Linked DNA regions of Mus musculus: regions 1, 2 and 4 are each linked to region 3. A link is a loop called in an ENCODE intact Hi-C map of the cell type or tissue named here. Cell type or tissue: left cerebral cortex. All regions are shown on one strand. Links, peaks and the distances in the headings refer to the core of each region. The heading gives the core; the rest is flanking DNA. Region 1 overlaps Iqsec1 (IQ motif and Sec7 domain 1). Region 2 has its middle 17 kb from the start of Hdac11. Region 3 holds the start of Slc41a3 (solute carrier family 41, member 3). Region 4 overlaps Iqsec1 (IQ motif and Sec7 domain 1).

Region 1 (7,499 bases), core at 825-5,824, 50 kb after region 3:
TTAGCTTCCTGGAGATACCTTTAAAATAGAGGCTTCCTTGGTTGCTATGCACCTCCCAGGAAGCTCTGTGTGTGCTGTGGGCCTGGCTGTCTCAGGAACCTGTTGCTTTTCACTTTGAGGTCGCAACTGTTGCCTTTGGTGTCTGCAAAGGCTTCTTTCAGGGTTCTCTGCTGACATTTATTTCTCATTTAACCCTGCTCGAGCTTCTCATGGCTTGTGCCAAGTCAGCCCGTATTCTATCTCAGATCCTTGTATGATGCTGCTGTGCTGATGGTGTTTTTGTGAATTTTTTGCTTGCAGTTCTCTGAGCTTCTGGGCTCTGTGGATTTATGCTGTGTGGGCTTTGATAAACACTTGTACACCCTTGCAATGAAATACTAAACACACAAACAAGTGAGTGTTTACAGCTCCACAGCAAGGGGGACACGGCCAAGAGAGAGAACACACGCCATGAATTTATTTACATACAACATAAACATGCAAATGGCTATACTACTGATAGGAGGCTCACCGAAGTCTGGAGACAGGACAGACAGGCTCGTCACAGGCACAAGAGTCTCTGGTGGAAAAGGGGGAGTTTTCTTTCCTGAAGGTGGTGGTTTGTGAGTGAGCACATCAACCATTTTAAGTCTGGAACTGAACCATTGCCCACTGGCATTCTGAGCAGGAGTTTGCACAGCAAGCCAGCAGGGGGAGCTTTTCTTGCTGCTGTGGCTGGTGGGCCTTGTCCAAAGGCTGGCCTCTGTCACTGAGGATGGCCCTGTAGTCTGTCTGGTAAGTACCAGCTGGTCCAAGCAAGGGATAACAGTGAAACTTGAAGGTACAGAGGTTTCATCTTTAGTATTGAAGTCTTTGAATCTATTTGTGTATGAGTGTACATATGTGAGAGCTATTTCCTCTTCTCGTCTCTTCTCCCCTCCCTTCCCCTCCCCTGTACCTGTGTGGATGTACAGGTATGATTCATGTTTGCATACATGCACACATGTATATGTGTCTGAAGTAGAGGCATGGTGGCCTGGCAGGACCTTACAGTGATGCCATGATTTTTGAAGGTGGCCACTGCATTACTGGATACCTACATGGCCCTAAATTTATATCTTCATTGGGAATTTGCACTATAAACCATGTGATTTTGTGTCTTGTTTTTGAGGCCACTTTTTACATCATTAGACACCAAGATGAAACTACTGCCCCTACCCCATCTTTGCCTGTGTGAGAGTGCCCTTGTATTTGTTTATGAAGCCTTTCTATGGGCTGTCTTATGTGTGCCTCAGAATAGGGGCAGAGCTGGCAGAGTTTGGCTCTCTGATCCATTATAGACTGAATGCAGTTCCAATCCAAACCTGTCATGATTTCATGGAAAGCTGGGTGGCCACTCCAACTCTTGACTTAAGGGTATTCCTCAAACAGGTCCTTGGCAAAGGAGACTCCCATCCAAACCTGTTGAATCCTGCTGGAACATGGCATAGAAATGAATGCATGCTGCATGCACACATGTATGTAGAGAGGTCAAAGGCCAAACTTAGGTGTCATTTCTTAAGTATTATTGACTTTTTTTGGTTTTGTTTTTCGAAAAAAACTCTCTCACAGTCCAGGAACTCACCAAATAATCTAGCCTGCTGAGTCCCAGTCCAGGGACCTATGTCTCAGCTTCCTCGGCACATATCGGCACACATGCCCAAGCCTAGCTTCTCCCCCCCTCCCCCCACCGGATTCCAGCTATTGAACTCATGCCCTCATGCTTATACAAAAAGCACTTTCCTGGGTGAGCATCTCCTGAATCCAGGCACTCAGCGTTCAATGTCACTGAGTTGGAAGTCTTGATCTGAATTACTATGGCACATTATAACATGCAAGCCACTCTTACACTATTTGCCTTTTGATGAGACTTGAGCATGTTTCTACTTAGACATAGTAGCTTGGTTGCTGTTTTGAGCTGCACGTCTACTCTACTCTGGTGTCTTACAGTGTATCCTGGTTTCTGGAGCCTGAAAGATATGTGGGAGGGGATCTATTTAAGAATTTGGTTTATGATGCTGGGGACCTACAACATCCCATGGTGTGCTGTGTGCCAACTAGATACCCAGAACAGCTGTAAATCACATGCCTGAGACCATGGGGAGCCTGGGGTGTGACCTGTAGTCCTGAGCCAAAGATTGGAGGTATCTCTGGAATAAAGTCCAGAATTCCAGATGCAAGAATCTTGAGTGAGTCTGAGGACAAGAGATGTGTGTTCCACCTGAAGCCAGACCAGGCCTCTTGCTCTGTGTGGGCTCTGCTCCATCCAGGATGTCCATGGATTGCTGATAGCCCCTTGTCAGGGTAAGACAGATCTGCTGCAGACGGTCACCAGGTCAGATGTTGGTTTCTTCTTGAGAACCCTCTCTTGGGCTACCCCAAAAAAAATGAACCCAATTTCCTCAGCTCAGTGAAGCCCACACCCCAATCATCATCACAGGAGTTGTGTGAGTGTGCTGGCTGCTCATAGGACCCTCACTCTGTTTCTTTACCTCCCAGTGCCAGTCTGTCTTCATCAGTGATGTGCTCTCTGTATTTGGTGGTCCTGTTTAGTCGATGTCCTCTTTATCTGCCAAGGTCAATGACTTTATAGCTTCTCTTGGTGAGGGAATCTTGATCCATTCTTGCAGTCTGTTGAGATGAGCCCTCAGGACAATGGTTTTCCCTCAGCTTTGTGTCACCATTCTACCTGTTCCATGGCTCTCCTTCAGGGACTCCAGTTACAGACTACTAGGCATTCCGATGTCTCCCTGTGCTCTGATCTCAGACTCCACCCTTCAGTTTCACTCTCTTGGATCCTTTCAGGGTTTTGTTGCTGTTATTTTTGTTTTCTTTTTTATTAGATATTTTCTTTACTTACATTTCAAATGCTGTCCCCTTTCCTGGTTTTCCCTCCAGAAACCCCCTATCCCATCCCCACCCCAGCTTCTACAGGGTGCTCCCCAACCCACCTACCTACCCTGGTTGGCTCCCTGTCCTGGTTTAGCCCTTCTTCCCTTGGTGATTAGAGTTGCATTGTTCCTGAGGTGACTGCATTTTTTTCCTTCAGTTCTTTTTTAAAAAAAAAAAAGATTTATTTATTTTATGTATATGAGTACACACTGTAGCTGTACAGATAGTTGTGAGCCTTCATCTGGTTGTTGGGAATGGAATTTAGGACCTCTGCTCGCTCCAGTAAACCCTGCTCTCTCTGGTTGGTCCTGCTTGCTTTGGCCCAAAGATTTATTTATTATTATAAATAATACACTGTAGCTGTCTTCAGACAGCACCAGAAGAGGGCGCCAGATCTTATTATGGGTGGTTGTGAGCCACCATGTGGTTACTGGAATTTGAACTCAGGACCTTCAGAAGAGCAGTCAGTGCTCTTATCTGCTGAGTCATCTTGCCAGCCCTCAGTTCTTCTTACCATGAGCTTACCATATGTCTGTTTTCATATCCCTAACTGCTTGTTTACTTTGGCTTCATGAAAGGAAGTGCTCTACTTACTTTTTTTCTGTTGCTGTGATAGAACCAAAAGCAACTTTGGAGAGCAGTTTATTTCAGCTTACACTTCCTGATGATAGCCCATCACTGAGGGAAGGAACTCAAGGCAGGAACTGGAAGCAGAAGCCAGGGAAGAGTGCCTCTTAAGATGCTCCCTGGCCTGATTCCTCTCTCAGCTAGCTATCTTATTAAGCCCAGGACCACAGGCTTAGGGATGATGTCACCTACAGCAGGCTGGACCCTCCTATATCAAAGCATCAATCAAAATAGTCTCTTACAGACATGGCCACAAACAAGTCTTACCTGGGCAATTCCTCAACTAGGTCCCCTCTTCTAAGTGACTCTAGGTTGTGTTACATTGATAATACCAGGACAGGTAGGTTGCCTTAGAGTTACCTTCTTCTTCACTCTGTATATGGAGTGTGAACATGTTCATGTGGGTGTGCGCATATATGTATGGAGTCTACAGGTCAACATTCAGGATCTTTCTCACTTGCTCTCCATCTTATCCTTTCAGATAGGGTCTCTCATTGAACACAGAGCTCACTGATATGCCTAGGCTGGCTGTCCTGAGTTCTAGAGGTCCTCGTGTCTTTGTGTCTCTTCTCCTGTAATGCTGATGCCCAACTTTCACATGATTGCTGGGGCTCTGAACTCAGGCCCTAAAGGTGTTCACACATTTCTTTGAGTGTGTAATTAGGCAGTGAGTGCACTGAGTACAATCCCACTGTAAAGCTTGCTTGTGGAAGTCCGACCCTTATCTTTACAGCCTCCTAATAAGGACCCTTTCTCAGGGTAAGTGCTGGCTGAGGTCACTGGCATTCTCCCAGAGTCCTTTGACTGTATTGTGCTGTGGGTTCATCCTGACTCTGCTGTCTTCCCACCAACCTGTGGTCTTTATGTCTTTTGCTCTTCTAAATGCTGTGCATGGCCAAGCTGTACATGGAGTTGCATGTTGTTTTCTCCAGGGTAGTTCACAAAAGCTGGAGGGAAACTCCAAGTAAGGATTCCTCTGTTACCTGCTATTTTAATTATGATTCTATCTTCCTTGGCATCTGCTCTGAGGGTAGCCTGTGATAACTGTAGTGGGACTGTCCTTCAGATTTAAGTTGAATGTCTGTCTTTCACATTGGTTTTGTATTTTATTTTGTCTTATTTTTTAGATATAATCTTGCTATGTAGCCCTGGAACTACGTTGCTCAGGCTGGCCATGAACTCAGAGCAATCCTCCTGTCTCAGCCTCTTGACTTCCAAGATTTACAAGCTTGTACTGCCATGCCTGGATATCTTTCAGATTTAAATGGGAGTTTTCCTCTTTCATGACCCTGATCACGTTGCTTTAACTGAAATAGAGGGAAGAAATGGTTTCTCTAAAAGTCATAAATCTATACAAAAGGTACATAGGATACTATCTACTAGGCGATCTTCACAGCACAGATGTACTTGCTAGCAAGGAACATCATTTCAGTTACAGGTGTCATGACATGGCCTAGGGAGAGCAGGAAGAGATGGGCTTATGAAGGAGTCCAGAGGGGAAGGACTTGTAGGGCTCAGAAAGGAAGGGCTTATAGGATCAAGGGGCCATGCAGAGTTCTAAGAAGGGATGTGTAGGTATCAGAGCAGTTGAAGCCAGCAGGTGAGGACTGCATACTTCTGGAGCTGAATGGCTGAACCCATGTACAGCCTGCAGCAATCAGATGGTCACAGGAACAAAATCCCTGCCTCAGGTCTTCTATGTCTCCCTAGCCAGGCTTCACACTGTCATGGTCGGCAGGGGTCAGATACACTGTTGGGGATGTTAACAGTGCGATGAAGGCCACATCCTGAGCCTGTCTGCTAGTGGTGTTGACCCAACATCCCTATCTCCCAACAACAGATCATTTTCAAGGGCATTCTGTCCAGTCCAGCTGTAGGCTGGTCTACAGTCAGATACAGCCCTTGCCCCCAAGGGAGACAAATGACGAGTATAGCTTCAGGAAACCTGCTCTGTAACTCAGCCCTTCCAGAGAGCCACAGGCTGCAGCCTGGTAAGGTCTAACCTGGGAGAGAACTGGAATGGCCACAGGCTGCAGCCTGGTAAGGTCTAACCTGGGAGAGAACTGGAATGGCCTAGAACAGACTGCATAGCTCACTTCCATGAGTGTGGTACTTTTGAAGGAGATCAACAAAGGGTGTTCTGGGAAAGTCCCACAGGGAATTGGACCCTCACTGGGAGTTCTGTGTATTGGGTAGAGATATCCTGGGTCAGCTTTACACATCACACTGACCAATGTGGAGGATGGGCAGATTAAGAGTTGAGTCTCTTAAATATTTCAGGACTGAGCTAGCTGGGTTTTTCTTATTCTTTTCCCGGTATGTTGCTCTCAGCCCCTGGTATTTCCTATTAGCCACTTCCCCTCTAGCTCAGTGAGAGAGCCCCAAGCCTCAGCATTTGCTGACACAGACATGATGGACATTGCTGAATACTCCTGGCCCCTCATTTAAGTCTCTCCGCAGCACCTTCAAGAGTTCCTTAGGGGTCTTTGGGGAAGCTGTGTCCAGACAGGACAAGCCTGGTCACATCTTCTGGAGACCACGCCCTGCTGACCAGAGTAGAATGACCTGGAAAAGTAACACTACGTGAGGTTCAGGATTTATGGGATCTCCCACAGGACCCTGGGCTCAGTGATACTTTGGCTGGGTCTTCCTCACAGTGCAGATGGCAGTCACCCACCTCCCCCATCACAAAACAACAGGGTGGCTCTCAAGTCTTTGAACAGCACAGATGCAAACCCTGATGCTTAACCCTTTAAAAAAAAAAAAACACGGAGGCTTTAAAATGTGCTAGAGAGCATGCTCCACATCAGGCGGCTGGGGACAATGATGGCACATTAGGCTGAACTTTATTTTCACATTACAACTCACTTGGGAGCTTCAAAAAATACAAATCCACAACTTCACTCTTGTCCCTGCAAAGCCCTTTGTGATGTTACCAGCTGCCTCCCCTAAGGTATTCCATCTGTCACCAGTTCCACAGATGACCAGAATAACTCGGGTCATTAGTGAAGGCCCTAAGTGTATCCTGACAGTGGTAAATAGAAGTGTAGACACTCAGTGCCTCAATGCCATAGCTGAATAACAGGCAACAAGGGACATCAGTAAAAAAAAAAAAAAAAAAAAAAAAAAAGCCTATGCTTTCCAAGCTAGTTCTGCTGTGTGACTTGCAGGCCCAGGCACATCCTATGAAGACAGGTCCCTGTCTGTAAAACAACACAGGATCACAAGCTCTCATTATCCTGATCCGATAACATATTGAATTAGGAACTCAGAGAAAGACTGAGTATGCTTAGAAGCCTGGTCCCTAGAACTCACCCACTATCCTCGGCTTGTCTCTAGGACACATGAAAGATAACATGGGAGGAGCCCAGAGCCCTGGCTAGCCAGGAGAATACAGGACACTGTGGAGAGAGGGAGGCCCCACTCCACCCTACCAGATAAACTGGGCCTTCCTTTGAGTTTGTTCCTAAGTGTCCCTTTAAAAAGAGTGAGAGTGTACCTAACAGCCATGTCTTTTTCAGAACAATCTCAAGTTCATGGTTGACTTACCACTAGCTCAGAGAGAGTGAAAAAAAAAAAAGCCGGCATATTTAATGTTACCACTCCAACTATTTGCCAACAGTAACACTGGTGTATTTTGTAAATGTACAATACAGAGAGCACAGCCCCACACGACTGGTGCCAGGTCACATGCAGCACAGTCCCCCTTCCTTGTCAGACAGTGTTCTTTAACTGAGGACAGACAGTACGTGGAGCATAAGCAAGGAACTCGGGGCACTGTGAAGCGGGCAGCTCCTCGCCAGCTGGCCCCAGTCAGATACACTATGGTGATCAGTTCTCTTTCTGCGTAGATGACAAGAGAAAGATGAGCCATGCTGACAGAGGATGGGGCGGGCGGGTCCAGCCACCGTGAGACAGAAGGCTGACCTCCATGTTGCAGGATTTGCTCTCTGCACAGATAC
Region 2 (7,499 bases), core at 993-5,992, 530 kb after region 3:
TTAGATTTCCTTGCCACTCTATGCTCAGAACTCTGGATTCCTGAATACAACGCCAACCACCTCAATCAGGGGTTTATAAAAGATACAAGGTTACAGTTTGTTCTCTGGCAAAACAAGCTTGTTGACAGAAGCAAAACCAGAAGTAAAAATCTATTCCTTAGCAGCTTTTAAGAGGGTTTTGGTGCTGGGATAGAAGGTAGGATCTTTCATGTGCTAGACAAGTCCTCAGCTAGTCAGCTTTGCATTCCATTCCAGATTTGTATCACAGTCCTTCTGACCCATTGAGCCTCATTCCTTGACTATGTTAAGTCATGCTGAACCACTGAGCTACACTCCCAGTTGAAGAGTCATATGTTAATGTCCTGGGGAGAGTTGAACAAATATCTATTCACCACAGACAGGGAACTGATGAGAAGCCAAAGCCACAGTACTGAGATGGTCACTCTCAGGTTCTGGCCCACCTCCCCTGCAAGAGTGGAGTGCAAAGGGGCAGTCAGAGGAACTGAATTTGGAGGCAGAGGTGGTTTAGCAGGAACATGAGTGTATTTTGAGACTAGAAAAGCAGCTGCTGAGACACTGGTAGCAAACCGAGCAAGTCTCCACCCCACCCCCACCCCATGAGCAGGTCCTGGAGGCTGGAGTTGCTGGTCTCTGGAGCAGCAGGTCTCACAGGCTACAGACAGCTGCAGGAATGATTCAAATCTACAGCAGACGTGAAGCACGGCATGGCACCTCAGAGGATGAGGCAGTGGGAGCCTTAGAGAGGTCCATGCTCTGCCCACAGTTCTGACTCTGGTGTTCAAGGTAATATCTTCTTCCCTAGAGCCACTTGGAGTCCAGTGGGATACTGGCTCTGACATCTTCCTTTTCTTTCCTCCTCTGAGGATCTTGGATACCAGCCTCGGGTCATGAGGAACTGTATCAGGCTATACTGGGTGATAGCCCACCCTAAAGAACTACTTAGCCACAACCTGACATCTCAGCCCTGCCTGCAGAAACAACATGCCTAGGTAGCAAAAGCAACTACCTATATGTATATAGGTGTCCCCGGCCCCTCTAGACGAGCTCAGTCTTCATCCCATCAAAGGTTGGGGCCCTCTGCTGTTCCAATAAAGCGGTTTCAGCTTCTTGAGACCAAGTCTGTCTGCGTCTCTGCCTCACTTGTCTAACACAGAGAGCCTGGCTACTGAATGTGTGTGCATGCAAATACTGTGCAAAACTGGACCACTTGAGAAAGAAGTGTCAATCCTGGGAGTGGAAAGAGAAAGCCTGCCAAAACTTGAGGGTGGTGCCACTAAGGTCCACAGCTCTATCCCTCTCCCTCCACGTTGCCGGGGAAGGGAGGGCTGCAGCTTCTCTTGTCTGGGCTGTCAAACGCAGACTGTTACGTCCAGGGCCGCTCGCATGTGCTTCATTCCTTTGCTGCCACAGCAGCTGAGGAGAAGTAGACACTTGATTGTCAGAGGATGACAGCTGGGACCCATCCAGTCACTCATGGTCGTAGGCTATCAGATGGCCTCCACCACTAGCTCCGTGTACTCTGGGCTGTCAGCTCTGTATTATGGGAGAGGGTCTTTTCCATCCTCCGTTAATACCACCCAAATTCCAACCTGGTGGATCAATGAGTGTATTAGGCTAGTTATAGGAGTGTGGGTGAGGGGTGACTTACAGGTGCCTGAATGACAGTGGGTGGCATAGCTCACAAAAGCTGGAACCCTGGGGCTGTCCTCAGGACTGGCAGGCAGTGGACTAGGACAGAAATAGTCCCTCCCCTCACTATACTCTGCTTATGTAACTATGATGGCTGACTGTGGTTGACACACCTGGGTAGGAGGAACTTCAGTTGAGGAATCGCCTCCATCTGATCAGCATGTCTGTGGGGGTATTGAAGGGTTCAACCCATTGTAGACAGTACCATGTTAGGCGGTGGACTTATGCTGTGTAAGAAAGTTGGCCAGGAGAGCCAGGAGGAACAAGCCCAACATGCAGAGTTCCTCCATGGGATTTGCTTTAGTTTCTCCTTTGAATTCCTGCCTTGGCTTCTCCTGGTGATGGGCTGTGACCTGTAAGCCAAATAAACCTTTTCCTCCCCAGTTGCTTTTTGGTCATGGTGTTTAGTTCACAGCAACAGAAAACAAGCTAGAATAATGACTTTGGGGTAGGAGGGTACTTGTGACTCTGGTAGGTTCCAGAGCTTTCCTGGGACTTAGTTTATTTACCTCCGGGATTATATGTTTCAGTCCGGAAGAGATTGCTCCACAGCATTCCCAATCTCCATTACTGATTTTACTTAGAATTTCTGCTCTAGCATCAAATCCTCCACCCCCACCCCGCCCCACACAGTGCTGCATTGCTGGGTTGGAGTCTTGTTATCACCCCATCCCCAGCAATACCCTTCTGAGCTTGTTCTATTTGCATTTCTCTAACAGAAACCACTCAATGTTTCTCATGATAAGTGTTCTTCAGTGGCTCTTCAGTCTACCTAGATGAGAAAGTAAAATATCACTTCTAAGAAGCAACTTCTATTAATTAAAAGCAAATACAATGGGGCTAAAAAGATAGTTCAGCTGATAAGAGCCTTGGCACGCCGCTCTTGCACAGGACCCAACTTCTCTTCCCAGTACCACATGGTGGCTTACAACCTTCTGAAACTCCAGTCCCAGGGAATCTGATGCCTTGTTCTGAACTCCATGGCCACCAGGCACATGTGTGCTGCACATATATGAATGGAAACAAAACACTTGCACCTATAAAATAAATCTAAACAACAACAGCAACAGCAAAAACCCTCGAGTCTCTTGTCAACTACATGACAAAACACTGGACAGGAGTGACTTAAGGGAGGTAGGATTTATTCTGGCTCATAGTTTGGAGATTTCAGTCCATCATGGCAGCAGGAACAGGTTAAAATTATTTTCAAAGGTCCTAGAGCCCATTTCTACCAGTCAGATCACACTTTGAAAAATTCTATAGCCTGCCAAAACTGTGCCGCCAGCTGAGAACAAGATTTTAAACGTGGGAGCCTGTGGCGGAACATTTCACATTCAGACCATACCTACCAGATAGGATGACTTTGATGGCTGTGACATTAGTAGCTCCTGTCTGCATTTTAAGTTCCTCTCACGACTGGGGTGCGTGAACTGTGCTCCCATAGACAAAAGACACTAGGCTACATTTCATCGTAGGCTACCATCAGATGTTGGGCTTGTGGGAAGTGTCGTACCACTTACAGGTAGGAGAACACAGCCTAAGATGAGGACCCCAGCCTGGGTGAGGCCAAAGCTGGTGTTCCATAATTCCTGTATACCCAGACTCCTGCTGGGAAGTGGGAGGAGTCAGAATGGGGAGCCCAGGGCTGGGGGAGGGGGAACTCTGACTTTGCTGTCCAGGAACATGGAGGGGGGCTTCTACAGGAGACTTAGGCAGCATGGCTCTGTATGATGAAGACTTTGCCTCACGGCTATTCTTGATGAGAGAGACAGTCCTTGGTTCCAAACTGTTTATTGATTGTTCATCATGGAGAATAGGTGCATAAAACTTCCTCAAGGTGGGCCAGAGATAAAATATCTTTTGCAGGAAGAAATGTCTAGGAAGTGAAGCTTATTGGCTAAACCCTCATGTCCCAGCTAGATATCTCATTAGCATGGAGAACTCTGTGCTCTGTGACTAGTGGTCACATTCTTTCAGTGGGGAGTTGTGGTCATGTGTTACAGGCCAGGAATCTGGTCGAGAGCAGATGAAACACCTACTGTCCTCAGGTATAAGGGTGCCAGGGTTTATGAACTCAACCTTACCAAGTTTTCTGGCATGGCCCACTGTCCCACACCTGTCTCGGCACCCATTGCCACTAGCAACTGATACCTGTTTGTTCTCTCCTGGCTTAGGCCACCAAGAGCTTACTGAGGCCACTGGAGGTGACTCACTGAATAAAATTGTGTGGACCTCTAGGCCAGCAGGAAGCCACCAGGCCCAAGATCCTTCACCACGCTCCTCTGGACTGCTGTTTCACAGCGCCACCTTGTGGCAGAAAGAAAAGCATTAGCGTTCCAGAGTGGACTTGGCTCCTTCCCCTGTTGGCACTGAGTCCCCAGGATTGACTCTGTTGTTTCAAAGGAAGCACCAGAGGGTCCAGTATCTAGTGGTTTAGAAAAGGAGGTTCTAGGAGGATATTGAAAGAATTCTGCACATGTGAAGCTTGGGGTTTGAAGCTTGTGCATAAAACTCAAATTCCATCATAGTTAACTTCTTTGAAATTTATCCTTAAATTATCCTCAACAGAAAGTAGGACCTGATAAAAATGTGGATGCTGTATGTCTGAGAGATAGATGTGATAAAATGTGTTTTCCAGAGTGGAGATTCTATGTACCTTTGGGAATTAAGGCCTTAAATGGAAATTCCTTACGTCATGTGGGGTGTGCCCTTGAAAGAGATTAGGAGATGCCCCCACGGGTCTCTCTCTCTCTCTCTCTCTCTCTCTCTCTCTCTCTCTCTCTCTCTCTCTCTGTGTGTGTGTGTGTGTGTGTGTGTGTGTCTGACTCTGCCTTGTCTCTATCTCTCTCCTCTCTCTTTCCCTCTTCAGATCACAGATAAGTTGTTTGATGCACATCTTTCCTCCATAATTTACTGTTCTCTTGACCGCTCATCCCTGAACTGCAGCCTCCAGGGACAAGATAAATCTCTCTTATTTATTTATTTATTTATTTATTTATTTGTTTGTTTGTTTGTTTGTTTGTTTATTTATACACAAGTGGTTTGCATGCATGCATGTCTATGCACCATGTGAATGCAGTACCCACAGAGGTCAGAAGAGGGTGTTGGATCCCCTGGGACTGGAGTTACACCTGATTGAGAGCCATCCTGTGGGTAGTAGGAATTGAACCCGGGCCTTCTGGAAGATCAGCCTCTTAATCACTAAGACATATAACCAGCTTTTTTTCTCTGTTAAAGATGTGTTATTATATCTCAAAACTATGTGAATATGCGTTTGTGTACGGTTATGTGCAAGTGAGTGCAGATAGCCATGGAGCCCTAAGGGCTGTCAGGTCCCTTGGAGATGGAGTAATAGGCTGTGTGAGCTACTGAGCACAGGTGCTGGAAACCAAACTCCACAAAAATAGCATCTGCTCTTAACTGCTGAGCCATCTTTCCAGTGCCAAGCACGAAATAATTAACTAAATAAAATTAGTTATTTTTCTCAGGTATTTTGGTATAATAATAGAAAACTAACAAATGCATTGTCCTTTAAAAAAAAAAAACAGGGATGGTGAGATGGCTCAGTGGGTAAGAGCACCCGACTGCTCTTCCAAAGGTCCGGAGTTCAAATCCCAGCAACCACATGGTGGCTCACAACCATCCGTAACAAGATCTGATGCCCTCTTCTGGTGTGTCTGAAGACAGCTACAGTGTACTTACATATAATAAATAAATAAATCTTTAAAAAAAAAAAGTTAAGCTTTTTCCTGCCGGGTGGTGGTGGCGAATGCCTTTAATCCCAGCACTTGGGAGGCAGAGGCAGGCGGATTTCTGAGTTCGAGGCCAGCCTGGTCTACAGAGTGAGTTCCAGGACAGCCAGAGCTATACAGAGAAAGCCTGTCTCGAAAACACATACATACACACACACACACACACACACACACACACACACAAAGCTTTGTCCTCTTGTAAGTTTAGGTATGCTTTCCCCTTTCCTCAGTAAAAATCAGGTGTAGCTTGGAGGGACCTGGGGGAAAGTTATATATTGAAACTCCCCTTCTCCCTCTTCTTCTCCTTTGATTTCTTGCCAGTTGAATGCATATGACACAACTGTAACTTGTCAGTGGCAATAACTCAGAAGTGAGGCTCTATAGCGGGTGGAGAGGTCACTTAGCCTCACAGATAGCCAGCCAGGTGAGGCACACTAGCTGAGTGTGCTTTGATTGGTGTGATAAAAAAGTAACTTGGGGAGGGATTTATATGTCTACATGACCTTCAATAGTCTATAATTTAGGGAAACCAGAGCAAAATCAAGGCAGGAACTGAAGTAGAGACCAAAGAAGAACGCTGCTGTACGGCTTGCTCCCCTTGACTTGCTCAGTCTGCTTTCTTATGTGACCCAGGCCCACCTGCCCAGGGGTGGCACCATCCAACCCAAGATGAGCTGAACCTTCCCACATCAATCATTAGCCAAGAACATGCCCCAGAGACTTGCCTACTGGACAGTCTGATGGAGGCAGTTTCTTAATTGAGATTTCTTCTTCCCCAGATCTATGTCTGTGTCAAGTAGATTAGAAACTAGCCAGCATCTCCTCCCTGCCCTTTCTAGATGTGGAAAGTGAATCTCACTGAAAGCCTATATGTCTTGAGAATGACAGGTAGTGACATTTGCCCATCCCCTTGACTCTGATCCCTGGGGACATCACAACATACTCTTTGTTTGACTTTGGAGCAAGCATCCCAGGAGGCTGCCAGAGAGGCTGAGGGCTTGTTAGGAGCAAGGAGTCAGGAACATGCCCAGGGAGCCAAGCTGGGACTTAGTTCTTGTGAATCTTCACTGAGAGCAGAAAGTTGTGTGCCAATCAGCTTCCCATTACAAAAGACTGGCCCAGTCTGCTTAGAAGGAGGATGGGTTCATTTGGCCCAGACTTGTAGAGGTTTTGTTCCATGGGCACTGCACATGGCTGAGTTGCTTTCAGGGCTGTGGTGAGGCAGCCTGTGCTGGTGGGGAATAGATGGAGGAGATGGCTGCTTACCTCACAGCTCTGAACTACAAGACAGTAGAGAGAGGTGAGTGTCTATTGTGTCTTCTTCCATGGGTACACACCCTCAAGAACCTCACTTCCTCTCACTTGCTCCCGAGTCTTGAGTGTTACACTTCCTCCCAGTGGTCATCAGGCTAGAGCCAAGGCTGCATGCACCACATGGGCCTTAGTGGACCCTTGAGATCCCAGAACCAACAGCACAGTAGACAGAACTAGGAAGGGCCCCTGGGGAGCTCAGGGATGAGCCAGGGTAGCAAAGTATAAAGTGGGTGGAGCTGCTTTGGCTGGATGATATGGCTAATCTTCCAACAATTATTTTTTATGTATATGGGTGCTATGCATACATGTACACACACACACACACACACACACACACACACACACACACACACACACCATGCACACCATGCGTGTGTGGTGCCTGCAGAGGCTAGAAGAGGGTATCAGATCCCTCTGGAACTGGAGTCCCAGATAGTTGTGAGCCACCATATAAGTCCAGGAGATCAAAACCTGCTCCTCTAGTGCTTTTAACTGCTGAGCCAACTCTCCACCTCCATAATAATTAGTCTTGAGATGCCTTAGGAGACAGGCTTCTGAGCACATCTGTGGGGTGTATCCAGAGAGGTTTGACTAAGGACAGAAGACCTGATTCCGTGAGGGGCTGGACCAAATGAGAAGGAGAAAACTATCTGAGTCCCAGCATGCATTTCTCTCTGCTCATCTGTGTAACCACTGCTCCACACTCCTGCCACCAAGCCTTTA
Region 3 (7,499 bases), core at 1,354-6,353:
CTCTGTCACTAAGCCACATCTCAGTCCTGAGCCATCACATAACAGGACCTGGACAATCAAGAGTAGCCACCTCACTCATCAGTTTGTCCATCCAACTATCCTTCCATCCATTCCTTCACCAACTCACTCACTTAGGACAAATTCACAGAAAGCCATAGCTTTAGGCACAGGCCATATTTTAAATCCCTGCTCTGCCAACGCAGCATATGTGGCCTTGGGCAAGTGGGCACCTCTAGCCTTCCACTCCATTGGCTCCCTCACCCATGAAAGGGCACCAGCTCTGCACAGCCCAGGCTGCATGCCAGTGAGTGGCAGGCCGAGGACCGAGTCCTAAAGACTGTACTTTCTCCCTTCATTGCCTCTGCTTGTTTATTTGCTGATGTCCCCAAGCCCTGCAGAGTCCCTGCTGACACCCTGCTCTGCTCCTGCCCGCCTCTGGCTACCTCTGTCCTCAGGGAGTACCCGCTTCATGTGAGGTCTAGTGGGTGGTGACCTTGTCCTGCTCTCTGCTCTTTCTAGTCGGCTATCTCTGAGTTTCCCAGAACTCACGTGTTGCCATGTTGGTAGTGAACCTCCTGTTGTCTTTTCTGCCTCTCCTTTTCACTGTCACAGGGCTTTCTGGGTCAGCCTTTAATCAAAGGGTTTGTGATGGAGGGATCAGGGGCTGAGGTCCAGGGTTCTCTTCAAGACTGTGACACCAGTTATTGCTTTTCCCTGTTCTAGTCAGACCTAAGATTCTGCTACCCCCCACCTGCCCACAGTGCCTCAGTCTGGGAATCAAACTCGTTAAACCTTTATGAAACCTTCAAAAGTATGGGCTAAAATAAACCCTTTTCTTTGTATAAGTTGATTTTGTTACAATAAATGAAAGCATATCAACATGGAGTTCAAGGTTCATGGATGGCTATTCCTGGTGACGCCTCCCTCCTACTGTCTTTCTATGTCTCACCTGCATGCACACAGGGAGAATGAGCTGGCAGGGTCTCTTCCTGAGAGGACTCCAGTCGCATTGTGACTGCACCCTGTGACTTCACTTGTTCATTGCTACCTCTTACATAAGCTGGATTGACAAATGCAATCACTTTGGGAGCTTGGAATTCAGCACTATATTTTGACAATGTAAGCCATCCAGTCTGTAAATTCTCCTAACATGTGGAACACTGTCATCTGTTTTTGTTTTGTTTTTCATTTGCTGGGGACAGAATCCAGGAACTGGGCTTGCATCTCCCCGGGCCTTGCCCTGTCATACTTTTTTTGTGTTGTATTCTTCAAAACTACTGTCTTACAGGTCTTGCACATCCGGTTTCTGCAGGTGCAGTTGGCAGCTTAGAATCCAGCCAGGGCTCAGGATTCTTGAATCAGCCAAGAGCCATAAGTGGGGGCACGGGATAGATTGTAGGAGCTGGTGTCCACTGAGGCTCACCACTGCTGGCTGAGTCTTCCAAGGCTGTATCTTGATAAGAGTGAGAGGATCACACATGTTGAAGGACAGAAGAACTTTCATGACACATACACAAGTGTTCAAAGGTGAAATATTCAGAAATGTCAGATTGAAAACTGAACAGGCAAATGTGTATCCTAAGGGAAGCTGGCCCTTGCAGTGTGCTACTGGAGGCTACTCCGTCGCCCAGCCCCGCCCCCGCCCGTGGCCCCGCCCGTGACCCCGCCCTACTCATGGTCCTGTTCCGGGGTCTAGCTTCTTCTTTCTTGGCCCCACCCCAAGCGGCACCGCCTCTGAGGCGTGTCATTGGGTCCTTCGGCACCCAGGGAGCATCCCTGCACACCCCACTGCTCGATCAGAGAGCTGTCCTGACTAAAAGGCTTTAAAAATTGGGTTTTTCAAGCGCCACCTCTGTGGATTGGCCCCGCCCACAACACTCGCCCAGCAACCCTCCCCTCCTGTGGCCCCGCCCCTCTGTCTGGACGCCTAGGCAGGGCGGGGCTGGCCCGCCTGCTGCCCTTCTCGCTTCCTCCCGCCGCAGGCCTCCACAGTGTCCAGCGCGCGCCTGGCCGCCTCGCTTTCGCCGCCGGCCGGGAGAGGACCGGTAAGCGCGGGCAGGAGCTGGACTGGGAGCCGGGGAAGCCAAGGGAAAGCGGAGCGTCAATGGCCCTCGGGATGGGGCGTGGGGCACAGGATCTGTCTTAGGCACACTGGGCGGGTCAGTTTGTGGCATCCTCGCTCCAAAGGTCTGCAGGGACCCGCCCCGCTGATCTCTCTCCCTCTGCCTGTGATGAACCCCAGAGCGCCTGACTCTAGGGGTTATGGTTAACTCCTTCAGCACCCCGAGATCATCCTTGACCACCCTAAGGCAGGCTCAGCGAGCTGTCCCTGCGCTCCAGGTTGTCAAGCTAGAGGTTGTTCAGACTTGAGAAGATCCCTCAGTCTACCAGATCCTTTCTATAAATCTTTTAAAACTCAGGTTTTCAAACTGCTTCTTCGCCACGGAGACCACTTAGAGACGCAGCCATTCCAACCTGACCCAGATATCTAGATGAGCTTGCTCTGCTTCCTGACGCTGGCTGGCCTCATGCTGGTACTATGGTAGCTTAAGAACCACGACTGTAAAGTAGTACAGAAGAGCCTGGAGTCAGGCCAAGTGCCCTGTAAGGAAAATATACTATAGAAGGGTATAGTGATCTCCCCTTATTGCAGGGAGTTACAAACATGTTCCCAAAGAGTGTCTGAATCCTGGAATGATATCCAGACATATAGATTGTTTTCCTAATATACATACCTATGGTAGAGCTTAACTTGTGAACTAGACACAGTAAAAGATGAACACCCCTAAGGTAGGGCAGGTGTAATCATATACTGTGATACAATTGTCACCATCACTATACTTGTGCCATTATTAAGTAGACTAAGCGTTGCTTGGCCAACAGCTCAGCCACCCTAACAACTGTTGAGAGGGTGACTAGCTGATGGGCAGCATCTGCAGCATAGATCCCTATGCCGAGGAGTGCTGCATGTTCTAGGAGGGACAGTGTAGTGTTAACTGAATCGGTCCACCATGCTGCTCAGAACTGAGCACAAAACCTACAAATTCTTTATTTCTAGAAATGTTCTCTTAATATTTTTGGTAGTAAGCAAAACCTCTGAAGGTACCCTAGGATAAAGGGTCTTACAGCGCTCCGTTCATACTCTGAGGTGGATGGTATTTTGCTCTCCCAAGGTCACACATCTGCGAAGAGGAGAAACTGGGATTCGAACCCTGAGTTTGGGTTCCCGTACATTCCCACCGGAATGTTCTATAAAGTCAAGAAGATAAAGTGCAGATGTGCTCTCCTTATTCTACATAGTGGGCAGCTAAGAGGCAACCCATCCATCCCAGAAACTCAGCCCACCCGCCTCGTGTTAGAATCTCCCTGTCTCAGTCAAGTGGGCATCAGTTTGTGTGCTGTGCCAGAGGGATGCTTAGTACCTGACTGTTGAGCAGGTGCTCACAGGCCTGTGTTTAAGGCCAATCTCTCCGGGCAGTAGGATGCTTCTGAATGGTAGTGTTTAGTGCCTGAATGAGGCACCAGTGACAGTATTCTCATTAGACACTTGAACATTCCCAGTGAATCTTCAGTCACCTTCATGGAGGTCCCTGCTGATGGGCCAGGATATCCCCGACTGGTGCCGATGTCTGCTGGATGCCGACTGCTAGGCTGAGCCACGCTAGGGACTGACTTGATCCCCATTGCACACCCTGGCCAGGGTGCATGTGCGGTGAGGATTGTGAGGCCAAATGGTCACTGCCGGTAGGCAGGTGTGCAGTCTTTTGTTTGCATGGGCCTTAGGGCCCTCTAGTGGAGAAGCAGAGCACTGCAGCAAGGTTGCTGTTAGCTGCTTCTGCTCACGCTTCATTTTCCCCAGGGGGACCTCCATGCAGTTCATGCCCAACCAAATATTTTCTTCTAGACTTTTAAGAGTTTTAAACTGATGTCTGTCTGTCTGTCTGTCTGACTGTCTGTCTGTCTGTCTGACTGCCTGTCTGTCTGTCTGTCTGCTTGTCACAGTGTACTTGTGGAAGTCAGAGGACAACTTGGATTCAGTCAGTTCTCTCCTTCCACCATGTGGGTCCCAGGGACTGAACTCTGGTTGTCAGGCCTGGTGGCAAGCACCTTCACCTGCTGAGCCATCTCACTGGCTCTAATCTTACCATTTTGTAAATTTCGTTCAGAAGTTTGCCCTGTGAGTATGTTTAAACTTTGATACTCTTGGATTGATCTCTTATTCTTTTTCTATTTCTCTTCCCTGCTCTCTAGGGGTCTGAATCTGTGACTTTTGGATCAAAAGGCTTCCTTTTATACTTTTTTATTTTGTTATTTTTCTTGTTTGGTCCTTCTGACTATTCTCTCTGGCTGTTCACGGTGTCCAAGCTCTTCCCTGCCAGCAGAGGGCGCTCAAACAGAGCAACTCCTCTGCTCCTGTCCCTGAGAACTGGAGGTGTCTGTCCGTAGAGGGGGACTCCTTCAGATTAGTACTGGGTGTGTTGACCGGGTGTGACACCCACCCTGCTGTACTTGGTGGTTGCACCCCACTGATTTGCACAGCTAATGAGACAGGAGCTGTGCACAATGCCCAAATTCTTCAAACGTTTGTGTTTTCACTGGAGACATTTAAGTAAGCACCATGGTAAGGAGTGCCTATCCAGGCGCCCTCCGTATCTGCGGGTTCCTCATCTGTAAAGCCGACTGGTCCCAGAACTGAAAATATTCAGCGGAAACAGCTGTATCTGTTGAATATCCACAGACCCCTGCACTTGCCATATTAGCTGAATAACCCATGGCCATTTCTATAACACAGGCCTGTGTTGGGCAGTGTCACAACTAAAAGGCCTGCCTTGCCCTTATGCAGGTGACATGTTATATAAGGAACTTAAGCACTGGAGGTTCTGATACCTACAGGCATCCTGTACCACCTCAGTGCCACCACACACACCTAGGGAGGGCAGAGAAATTCTTCCCACTCTCCTTATTTTCTGTAATTTCATTATTCTGTGTGTGTGTGTGTGTGTGTGTGTGTGTGTGTGTGTGTGTGTTTCTAGAGTTTTAGGGACTTCACCAAATTCAAGCAGGACAAAATTGCAATCTCTCTGGGCAGTAGTGGTAGACGTTTTCTTATACATGGCTTATTATGGGCTAGGAACTGGGACCCGGGCCATGCAATACAGTGAGGGACTTCTCTGGGTCAGCCTGGCTGGAAAGCTCTGCTTCTCTGTCATGACCTGCTTTCTTTGTATATTTGGAAGCTCATTCGTGACTAACCTTAATCTCAGTACAATTAGCGGTCAGCCAGGAGTGATAGGCTTGTTTGGCCTTGCTTGCTGTGTTGCCTGGATTGATCTTGAATTCCTGGGCTGCATTGGTCACCCCCACATAGCCTCCTGAGTGGCTGGAGTTACAGGTGCTGACCACCAGGCTGTGCTGGTGTGTTTCCTGTGCACCCAGCACAGCTGTGTGACACCGCTCCTCTAGGTACCTAGTTCTTAGAAAATAGGGGCCTCTTTAGTTGATTATCTCTCTTGACCACACACACACACACACACACACACACACACACACACACACACACGCTTAGCAGCCGCGAATACTACCTTCTGCCTGGTGGTCCTGTGGCACTAGGCTGGCTCAGCTTTCCTGTCTAGTTCTTATTTTTCCAGCGTATCTGGACTGGTCCATTGGCTCCTGCTTACATCCAGGATGTGCTTAGCTATCCTCAAATGTGGCTCCGTTGGTAAGGGGCTTGCCTGGCATGTGTGAAACTCTGGATTCAGTCCCCTGTGCCACATGATCATGGCAGTGCACACCTGTAATCTCAGCACTCCACCGGAGGAGGAAGCAAGAGGATCGGAAGTTCTGGGTCATCCTTGGCTACACAACCAGTTTGAGGCCAGCCTGGGCTACGTGCATCTCATTTGCACCGTGTTTGCTCCTTGTTGGCTGCTGCCTCGGCTGTTCCTTCACTTTAGTTATCCACTCGTGCGTGTCCTGAAAGCACCTTGCTTTCCCAGCGTCCGGTGGTCATCTCATTCTCTCAATTTCTTTTTCTGTTGCTCCAACTTATGGGACGCACCGTCCCTCCCAGAATCATGGGAGAAGGCCTATTCTTTGGAGAGCTTTGAGCTGTTTTGTTTCGTTCACAAGCAAGTTCATTTTTAGCCCTTGGATGCTGTGAGCCAGGCTGTCTTCTGAGCATGCAGCAGAGGGCAGTTTTTGTCCCACATGGGCAGTCTTCTCTCAGCCCTGTCCCCTAGGGAAGATTGGATGGACTATTTTGGAATCTCGGAGTGAGCTTGGCCATTATCTTGTAGTGGCCAACACATTCTATAATAGTGATTCACTGTTTCTCAGTGTTCTGGGGTACTGGGCAAATCTCAGCCCCAGGAGGGCCTGTTGGGGTCACTGGCTGGCCCTCATCCCCACCTCCCTCCTCCCGAGCCTCTGGTACCTGTGAGGCCCTTGTGAGGCCCTTTGTGACACACAGCCCTGCCCATCGCTCTAGACACTGCCTGTCTTTCTAGCCATGGGCTGCCTTCAGAAGCATGCACACCATACTCCATAGCCTTGGATTTGTGCTCTCTGCCTGAGGGGAGCGTCTTCAGGGTGTGCACACTCCCTGCCAGTTCTGTCAGTTTGGGCTAAGGGGTTCCGTGAGTTCTTTAAACATGTTAACAGACCCACCTTGAGGGTTTCTCCGGGCCAGTGTCTGGTCCTCTTTGCCAACACTTCCTGTTTTGAGTTGTACTTTCTTGCTTCTGTGTGTCCTGTGAGGAGGATGTACTGTGGCTACTTGCTGCCTGGTGACTTCTGAAGTCATTGAACACCATTCTGTGCTATCACTGCTGCCAAGTGACCCATCCAGTCCACAGTCCCCACTGAGGGATAATCCGGGCACCCCTCCACCCCACCCACCCTAGAGCCCTTAGTACTTGCCTCCCCTTGCCTGCCTTCACCCTATGCCTGTCAGCCATTTTCTGAACTTGCATCCAACACTGGACGTGAGCCCTACTGCATGTCTAGATGGCCTTGGAACATCTCCTGCCCCCGTGCAGTCCCTTTTAAACCTTTTCATCAGCCTGTTATTGTTTCCCAGGTTTTCAGTACTAGCAGTCTCCAGACAATCTGCAGAGGGAGTGTCCTCAGAACCTCACATGGGTGTAAGGACCAGGGCTCATCTGGAGCTCTGTTGCTGCTTCTCCCCAAGGAGAACTGAGGTTTTAGTTTCTTTTCTCATTGTTATGAACAAATACCTGATAGAAGCACCTTAAGGGATATCAGTGAGGCAGCAGGCACACGGGCGAACAGGTCGGAACTTGCTTGCATCTGGGCAGTCCAGGAAGTACCTTTCTCTCTTTTTATCCAGCCTTAGACCCCAACCCACAGACAGGCTTAAGCATCTCTGTAAGTCATGCCTCAGCAATGCCCTGGGCACTTCTTAATCTAATCACCTTGGCAGACGGAACCAGCCCTCCCAGCCACCCATCTTCCAGGCTAAAGGCAATGAGACTGAT
Region 4 (7,499 bases), core at 1,495-6,494, 120 kb after region 3:
GCAAGCATGTGGGCCTTGGGCTAGTGAGAGAGCTACCCAGAATACGCTAAGGGGCCTCTCAGATCCTGTGGCCAGCATCTTCTAAGTGTCACAACCCACACACCCTTCTGGTCTCTACCAATTTTCATAGTCAACCGTAATTTATGTTTAACAGCAAAGACATCAAGGGCTGGGCCCCTGGTGTGCTGGGTAGGCAATTTATACTTTCCAGCATATAGTGTTTGCTCAGCGTACCAGCCACCAGCTGTGTCACCTCAGAGACTATTTCCCTGGTTACTAGTAATTCACACTGAGTACACCATACAGTCAGGAGAGGGGCTGGGCTTGCTGGGTTGTCTTCCTGACTCCCACACCATTCCATGCTTTGAGGACACTAAGAGGAGCTTAACAACTGAGCCATCCTGGCTAAGTAGCCTGCCACCCATACATCCCATACGCCATGGACAATGGCTACTTTCCATTATTTGCATTTTCTCTTTTTGTGGCCAGTCAGCTATACACTGTTGTTCCTGGGGTGCCCCTGTGTGGCTGAGCCTCTAGGAGTGCCCATCCACACACAGGATGAGAAATGAACAAGCAGAGCCAGCACTACCATTCTGGGCATGCCTTCTCAGGTGAGAACTCCCCCAGGAGACCAGGGTAACTCTGACTCTCCTAATACTGGATGGACTGAGGCTCAGACAGTGCAAAACACCCGAAAAAGACCCAAGGTCACACAGTACAAGCAGTACCCAATAACCTAAGAGCCACAAGTACCTCTGTGGCAGGGCTGGAACTGCCTGGGGCTTATGGCTGCAGGCTAACCAATTAATGTCTGAACAAGCAAGAGTGGCCACAGGAGGCATGGGGGATGGGATAGGCTCAGTGGCAGTGGCATCAGCTTGGGGCCCCTTTGAAGGAGCTGCCCTCTTTCTAAAGGGCTTATAGTGCCTAGAAGGCATGGGCTAAGAATGTCTCTGAAGCATCTCAACTTATGACTAAAAGAATAATAAATATGTTATGTATTATATACTTATATAAATTGTATAAATATATAATTATAAATTATAAAATAAATTAATATAATACAATATAAAGATATATAAATGTAAACAAAACCAATAGGAAACTGAAGGGCAAGACACTTAACTGGGGGGGACTGTGTTCTGCAAAAGCAACAACAAACAAACAAAGGAAACAAACAAAAAGACAAAGCTAAGGTATCTAAATGTGACTGCACCTAATCTTGACCATATCCCATTCAGCAGGCAGTGGCGGTAGACAGGTTAATTCCCTTGCCCAGGGTCACACAGCTGATCCAAGCAGCGCTAGACAGAGCACACAGGTTCTAGAGGAGCAATCAGGGCTTGTGTATGTGGGACACTGGGACCAAAGCTCTGCTGCAGGACAAAGCTCTTTTGGAAAATGGTGGGAAGACCAAGACAGGAGATGAAGAAAGGCAAAACAAAGTGTCTCTACCTCCAGCCCCTGAGCCTGCCTTGTGTGTGTGCTGGGGCTCAAAGCCAATGTTCTTTCTTTTTTTCCTACAACAGATTCATTTCAGGTGAGTTTCAACCATAGAAAAGCAGAGTGGGAGTCAGAACAGTAAGGGAACAAACAAAGCCACACAGCCAGTCCGAGGGCTGCTCCCTAGTGAGGCTGTAGAAGATACAGCCAGAGAGGCATCTGGCACCTGCCGGCTCCGCCTTTGATTCCTGGCTCTGCCATTTTCTAGCTGTGCAACTTGGGCAAATTAAGGTCCTCTCTGAACTTCAAGCCCTCTCCACATAGAAGATAATGATGTCTATGTCCTAGGGCCAAGTGAGAAACAGCAGGCTGTACAAGGTGTCAGACGCTGTCTGATCTCATCCTCACAGTCCATGTGGAGAAGTGGGGGGCTGAGGAACTGGGATGTGGCTCAGCAGCAGAGTACTTGCTTAGCATGGGTGAAGCCCTGGGCCCAACTCCAGCAAGGCAAAATAAAGATGAGGGGAATAATGTTTATATATACTTGCTTGTATAAACATAAATGTTGAATAAGACATGAGAAGTTGAGCCATGACAAGCAAAGTTTAGAAGAAAGAGCCAGGCAACTGGAAACTAGAAGTGTTGCTATAGTCCCCAGCGTGGAGGGAGAAGGGGAGGGGACAATCCCCAGTGTCCTCTGGTGTACTTTGAGTACTTAACCATGTAAATAAACATTACATAAGTGAGAGACACAAGGCTTGAGTAAAACGTTCTCATGCAGAGCTGCTCTTTATATTTGAGGGGAACTACTAAGGTGCTATCTGGAATTCTCCATGTCCTCTTTATGCTCAAGACGTCAGGCCCAGAAGAACCAGGAACCAACTCTGGACAGTAACCTCCAACCACTGACTATGAGGTGGCAGCCTCATCAGAACCTGGAGCTCACCACAAGGATACGCCTGGGACGTAAGACTTCAGACCTGCTCTCACCCTTCCTAGTGTCTGCATCTGATCTCAGGTAGCCTGCAGAATCTCCTACACATACAGAGATGCTGAGACTCCAGGCCAGCAGCTGCCACCGGGGGTGGCTCTGAGTCAAAATGGCCTGGTGTGGCTGAGCTGCACTTGGGGCTTCATCACAGACCCTGGATTACTCTGGTCTATGGGAACTTGGTACAGACAGAGTCAATGACCTGTGATTGGCTGAGCACTATCTATCTGGCTGCGATTCCCACCATCCCTGTTGGTCCCACATTGAAACAACTTTCAGCTGTCCTTTCCCTATCAAGTACTCTTACATTTTTAATTTTTTTCAATATAGGCAAGTGATACTCAAACTTCTGTCTTAAGCTCTTTTTTCATACTGATTTTGCCCAGGCTAGCCTCAAACTCACAACAATCCTATTGTGGCAACCTCTCAGGTGTTAGGATTATAGGCTTGTAGCACCGTGCCCATCTTTACTGAGGATCTGCAAATTGTTCACGAGGGCTATCAATACTTACCATACCAAAAATTAGGAGACATTCTTTCTTTTAGCATAAAGACAACAATGCCATTCCATTAACCAACATGGCACATAACCTCCAGAAAATTCCACTGAGAGAAAGTGAGGTGAAACAGACTGACAGCAGCTGTTATTAAAATTATCTGAACTCTTGGGAAAATACTTCAGAAACATGGCTGGCAAGGAATGTCCTCAGCCTTAACGATGTCCATATGGCCTTACCCATGCCTAGGCCCCCACTGACACTTAGGTCCAACCTTGTCTTAAAGGGGTGAGAGTACTCTGGGTCTAAAGGCAGAATCAGTGGAGAATCCCCCACTCATCTAGCCCACCCCACCCACAGCACAATCTGAGGCTCTGACATGCAGTGCATGAGCCCCTGCCAGGTGCCTTAGGAACCTAAGATTCAGCCCAAATGTGCTCAGCTTGCAAGAGGCAGTGCTGGGGTGCTGGACCAGATACCTTAATGCTGCAGCTGAGGAGGTAAGTCCTGACCATAGTCACCAAGTTCCAGCAGTCCTTCCTGTGCACAGATAGAATGGCATGGCATCTAGCACTCCCTGCCTGACACCGGCTCACTCACAGGGACCCTCATGCTCACTCTCCTGGAACCAGCATTTAATCTTGAAGTCTGCAAAGCTGGGATCTGAACCCAGGCACTCTAGCTCCTGAGCTCCACTGCCTGTAACAGGGATTCCAACAGCTGTCTCCATCTGTCTCTAGGACAGACCCTGGGGCAAATTTATATTGGCTTAAGAAGATAGCCAGACCACAGCTGGTGGAACAATCTTCAGAGGGGATGAAAGATGGGTTGTTGATAGCTGCATTTGGGGCTCAGGGATGGTGTGTGGGTGAGGGGCAGAGAAGCCTAGCAAGTTCAGGAGGGAGCAGTCTCCAGCCCCATTTGTCCTAGGCCTGCTAGGCCAGACTACTCACCACCGCTAGAGGCTGGTGCCACCTGCTGCCTTGCTGGAGAACTGCATCTTGGCTGGCCCAGCCTGGAGACTGGTTGAGCCCAGAGGTACTACTGCCTCAGGACCTGGCTAACCCAAACCTACCTTCAGTGACTCAGTTCCTGGGTGACCTGTGAGGGAACATGGCCCTTTCTCTGGATAAAGATAGGCTGTCTGTGTATCTGTCCCTAGGCTCAGCACAGATTTAGTGCTACTGGTTGTAAACAAGTTTTTGTGGGTGAAGTGAGTTATGCTGGCTCAATGTGAGTCCTTGTCCATACCCTCACTCTTGGAACAGACACAGAAGCAAGGGGGCTTTTTAATGCTTAGGCTGGACAAACAGAGGGCTAGAATCTCCACAGAGATGCCCTGACCAGATGCACAACCAGAAGGGCAAAAGCAAAATGCTGCACGGCTCTTTTTGACCGGAATTCACAAGGCATTTGCCAAGGGTTCTTTTGTAAGAATTCACAGGGCCTCTTCTGGTGGACACAGACCTCAGGTCCAGGGTGGGGCAAAAGTGCAGGCCAACTGCTCTTGTGTGGGTATACGAACTCAACATGTGAAAACTGAAAGAGTTTGAGGCTCTAGCCCACTGAATGGCTGTGAGTTCTGGTCCCTGCCACACCTCCCCAGGCCAACTGTTTTTCTTGGAGGGAGCAGGGAGTCCAGGTGAAGGCTAATTAATATGTATGACCTGTGACTCCCACATGATCACCTGCTACCCCTCCTTTCTCAAACCTAAGGTGAGACAAAGCCCTGACCCAGTCCCCTTGGAGATATGTAAATGGCCAGCGATAAGAAACTTGCAGGCCCAGATGTCACAAGGCCAGGCTTAGCTTTCTTTGCCTTCAGCTTCCTCTTGGTGTGCCTCAAAAGCCTATAAGGTATTTATAAGCAACTAAATGTTGAACGAAAAAAACCACCTTCCTCAGTCTTGGTGGCTGAGGTGACATTGTACAGTTTGTTTGGTTCCTTAAGGGGACAAAAGCTTCTAATGATTCCTGCAGCTGACACAGCCTGGGCACCCCACTGAGTCAGGAGCCTGGAGGACAGTCGCCATAGCTGGCTCAAGGTCACACAGTGGCCAGTTGGCAGCTAGGCTGGGCCTGAGCCAGGTCCTTAGGCCTCAACCCCCACCCCCACTCCAAACCCAGAATCATCTGGTAGTGGGGTAGGGGGCTAGTCTCTGCCCTGGGGCCTTACTGGGCACAGAGGAGTCGTTCTTTCTGCTCACAATTCCTACTGTTTGCCCCGTGCCAGGCTCCAGCCCTGCTGACGAGGACAATCTGGTGCCAGAATTTGACAATCTGTGTGCCTTCTGGAGGGAGGTGGCCACCAGGGACCCAGTTCCGAGAGGGTGGACATAAAATCACAGCAAGCTGCCCAGGGTCCTTTAGAATACACCCTTGGTGGCTGATCAATATTTAGCTGACAGACACCCCAGAATGCTTTTCATACTTGTTCTGGGGAGGGGCGCACACACTCTCCTCTGTACACAGTTCCAGGGTAGAGTTCCTGACCATAATCTGTACTTCCTAGCAAGCACTGGGGCAAGAGACATGCACATTAACACAGAAAGCCCCAGAAGGACGGAGACAGGAGCTAAGAACTCCAGAAGACTAAGGAACCTCAGTTATTGATCCGTGAAAACAGCCTGAATTGACTAAGTGCCTGAGGGGTATAGGGGGCAGGGCTGGGGTCTCAAGGTACATTCTTCACCATAGCATTTTAGAGTCTCTGGGTATTTAACAGTAAAACAGGTACCACTGTGATGTCTACAGTACAATGCCAAGTCAATCCCAGCACTACAAGCTAATTGCACATTGTAGGGAGGGCTGTGCATGGCTGAATGGGATCCCAGATGCTAGCTTTTCCCTGACTTTCTTCTCAAAACCTTGGGCTCTCTGCACTGGAGGAACTGCCTTTTGCCATACAACCCAAGAAACCCACTGAGGACCAGTAGTCAAGCCTGTAACACATAGGTCCCCGTGGGTGTGCCTCTGAAATGCTGGATGGGGCTGGGTACAGTTTCCATATCTGTGAGACCGGTTGCTCTTCCACACTTTGTAAGGTAGGAGAAGAGGTGGTAGTGAGGTGCCTGGTCTTCAGACCTTCCTCCCCTCTTATGGAGATGAAATGAAGGCTGTTTTGTTTTGTCTTGTTTTGTTTTCTCAGCAGGCTATGTCCTATCAGCCCAGGAACTGACCACCAATCCAAAGGGGGCTCCAGGGCCAGACTCCCTCCCAGTCCAGAGCACACATTTGAGAAGAGGGTCTAGTGGGTAGAAATCTTGTGCCATGTTCAAGCTCTGGCAGGCAGGTAGATGCTGAAGGCTGGAGCTTGGGAGTCATCATCTCCCAGCCTCCTAAACACCTAGATAAACAGAACCTGGGATGGGATATTTCAGTTTCTAGATAACACCCAGAGCTGGGTGGGGCGTTGCTTTTCCTTACCTGGGTCCGGTGCTGGGTGGGACCTCTTGCTGAGAGGTGGCCACAGTAGCCTCTATGTCCCTGCAGCTGAGCCTTTCCAGCCCTCTTCCCTGTCAGAAGCCAGCACCGGTCATAAACCCTGAGCCCCTGCTTAATCCACCGGTGCCAGAGTCAGCTCTGGCTGGACATGTGACCTGAGGCCCCAGGACCTGTTTGGCAGGAGCAGCAGCTGGTGGGGTGGGGCGGGGAAGGGAAGTGTCTGCCCTTTGGTTGCTTCTGGCCATTTTCCCCTGCAAGGCCCTATCACCCAGAGCCTGCTGCTGATTCTGGGACCACAGGAATGGGAGAGACACAGGCTGGGACTGAGTACAGCCTAAGATTGCCTCGTTCAGAGATGCTGAGCTGCCTAGGAGGTATCTGCCAGGGGATCTTACTGCACACAAATCTGTTTCCTGTGGGGTTGAGTCCTACTGTGAAAGGTGGATTGTGGGTAGGACTGGATTCCTCAAATGTGTGAGAGTTCACCAAGAAAGATGAGGATGGGAATTGGAGAAAAAGGAGGAACTGAAACCATAAAATCCCTCCCAAGTCCTCATCAGAAGAGATGGAGGGGTTGCTGAGAGGGATCGATGACCTCAGAAAGGAATAGAACCAGAATTACCCAAATTCAAATTCAACAAATCAAGGAGGACATAAAAACACTGAAACAGGGTTGACTTTAACCCTTGTTTCACCAATCAGAAGAGGTGAACGATGAGTAAGAGACAAAACACATCTAATAGGGCCAAATTCATTTCTGTTTGAGTACATTGTTTCTGTATGACAGGAATGGGAACGGGCATGGCCCCAAGCTGGGACTCAGGGCTACCAAGCAATGGTGGAACTCATTCTACGCCCTCCTTTCAGACACACAGCTTTGCTCCTGTGGTGACCTCAGCTCAGACAGCAAAATCCATCACATCTACCAATCACTCTACAGATGTGGACCTGACATTGCTATTTGGACTGTGAGGTTCTCAGTGGTTTCTGTCGTCTCCCCCAAAGGCAGTAACTAGAAACAACGGTAAGACATGCGTGCTTACACAGAACTATCATCCTCTGTGCCTTTAGCTCGTGGTCAGTGTTGTCATCACCCCAATGAGAAAGAAAGTCAGGCATGG

The links. Hi-C counts contacts between places; a loop is a spot of excess contacts. Peaks named below come from ENCODE experiments on the same cell type or tissue, not always from the same donor. Only the 100,000 strongest peaks of a DNase experiment are listed, where the experiment ranks them.
Region 1: a loop joins it to region 3, with 2.1 times the contacts of the local background. A loop is called at or near these places in 6 of 42 quality-filtered maps.
Region 2: a loop joins it to region 3, with 5 times the contacts of the local background. A loop is called at or near these places in 2 of 42 quality-filtered maps.
Region 4: it touches region 3 in a loop (12-fold over the local background); 16 of 42 quality-filtered maps call a loop at or near these places.

Annotation. Positions count from the first base shown.
Region 1 is chr6:90,653,232-90,660,730 of GRCm38, forward strand. Iqsec1 (IQ motif and Sec7 domain 1) reads right to left here. Exons shown (of 14, transcript NM_001134384.1): 14 at 6,367-7,499. Among named protein-coding and RNA genes, the nearest start is that of Slc41a3, 52 kb to the left of the region's middle. In left cerebral cortex, for the core only: a CTCF peak has its summit at 3,298 (motif pointing right); DNase peaks (open chromatin) are centred at 2,055, 2,254 and 3,379.
Region 2 is chr6:91,136,091-91,143,589 of GRCm38, forward strand. No RefSeq gene overlaps it. Among named protein-coding and RNA genes, the nearest start is that of Hdac11, 17 kb to the right of the region's middle. In left cerebral cortex, for the core only: a CTCF peak has its summit at 4,021 (motif pointing left); a DNase peak (open chromatin) is centred at 4,010.
Region 3 is chr6:90,602,964-90,610,462 of GRCm38, forward strand. It overlaps Slc41a3 (solute carrier family 41, member 3), which reads left to right and starts at 1,917. Exons shown (of 11, transcript NM_027868.2): 1 at 1,917-2,045. In left cerebral cortex, for the core only: CTCF peaks have their summits at 3,780 (motif pointing left), 4,379 (motif pointing right) and 5,401; DNase peaks (open chromatin) are centred at 1,825, 2,472, 3,768 and 4,399; H3K4me3 peaks cover 1,107 bases; H3K27ac peaks cover 684 bases.
Region 4 is chr6:90,724,942-90,732,440 of GRCm38, forward strand. The region is part of intron 1 of Iqsec1 (IQ motif and Sec7 domain 1); the gene reads right to left. Among named protein-coding and RNA genes, the nearest start is that of Iqsec1, 81 kb to the right of the region's middle. In left cerebral cortex, for the core only: a CTCF peak has its summit at 3,910 (motif pointing left); DNase peaks (open chromatin) are centred at 3,917 and 5,227; H3K27ac peaks cover 1,507 bases.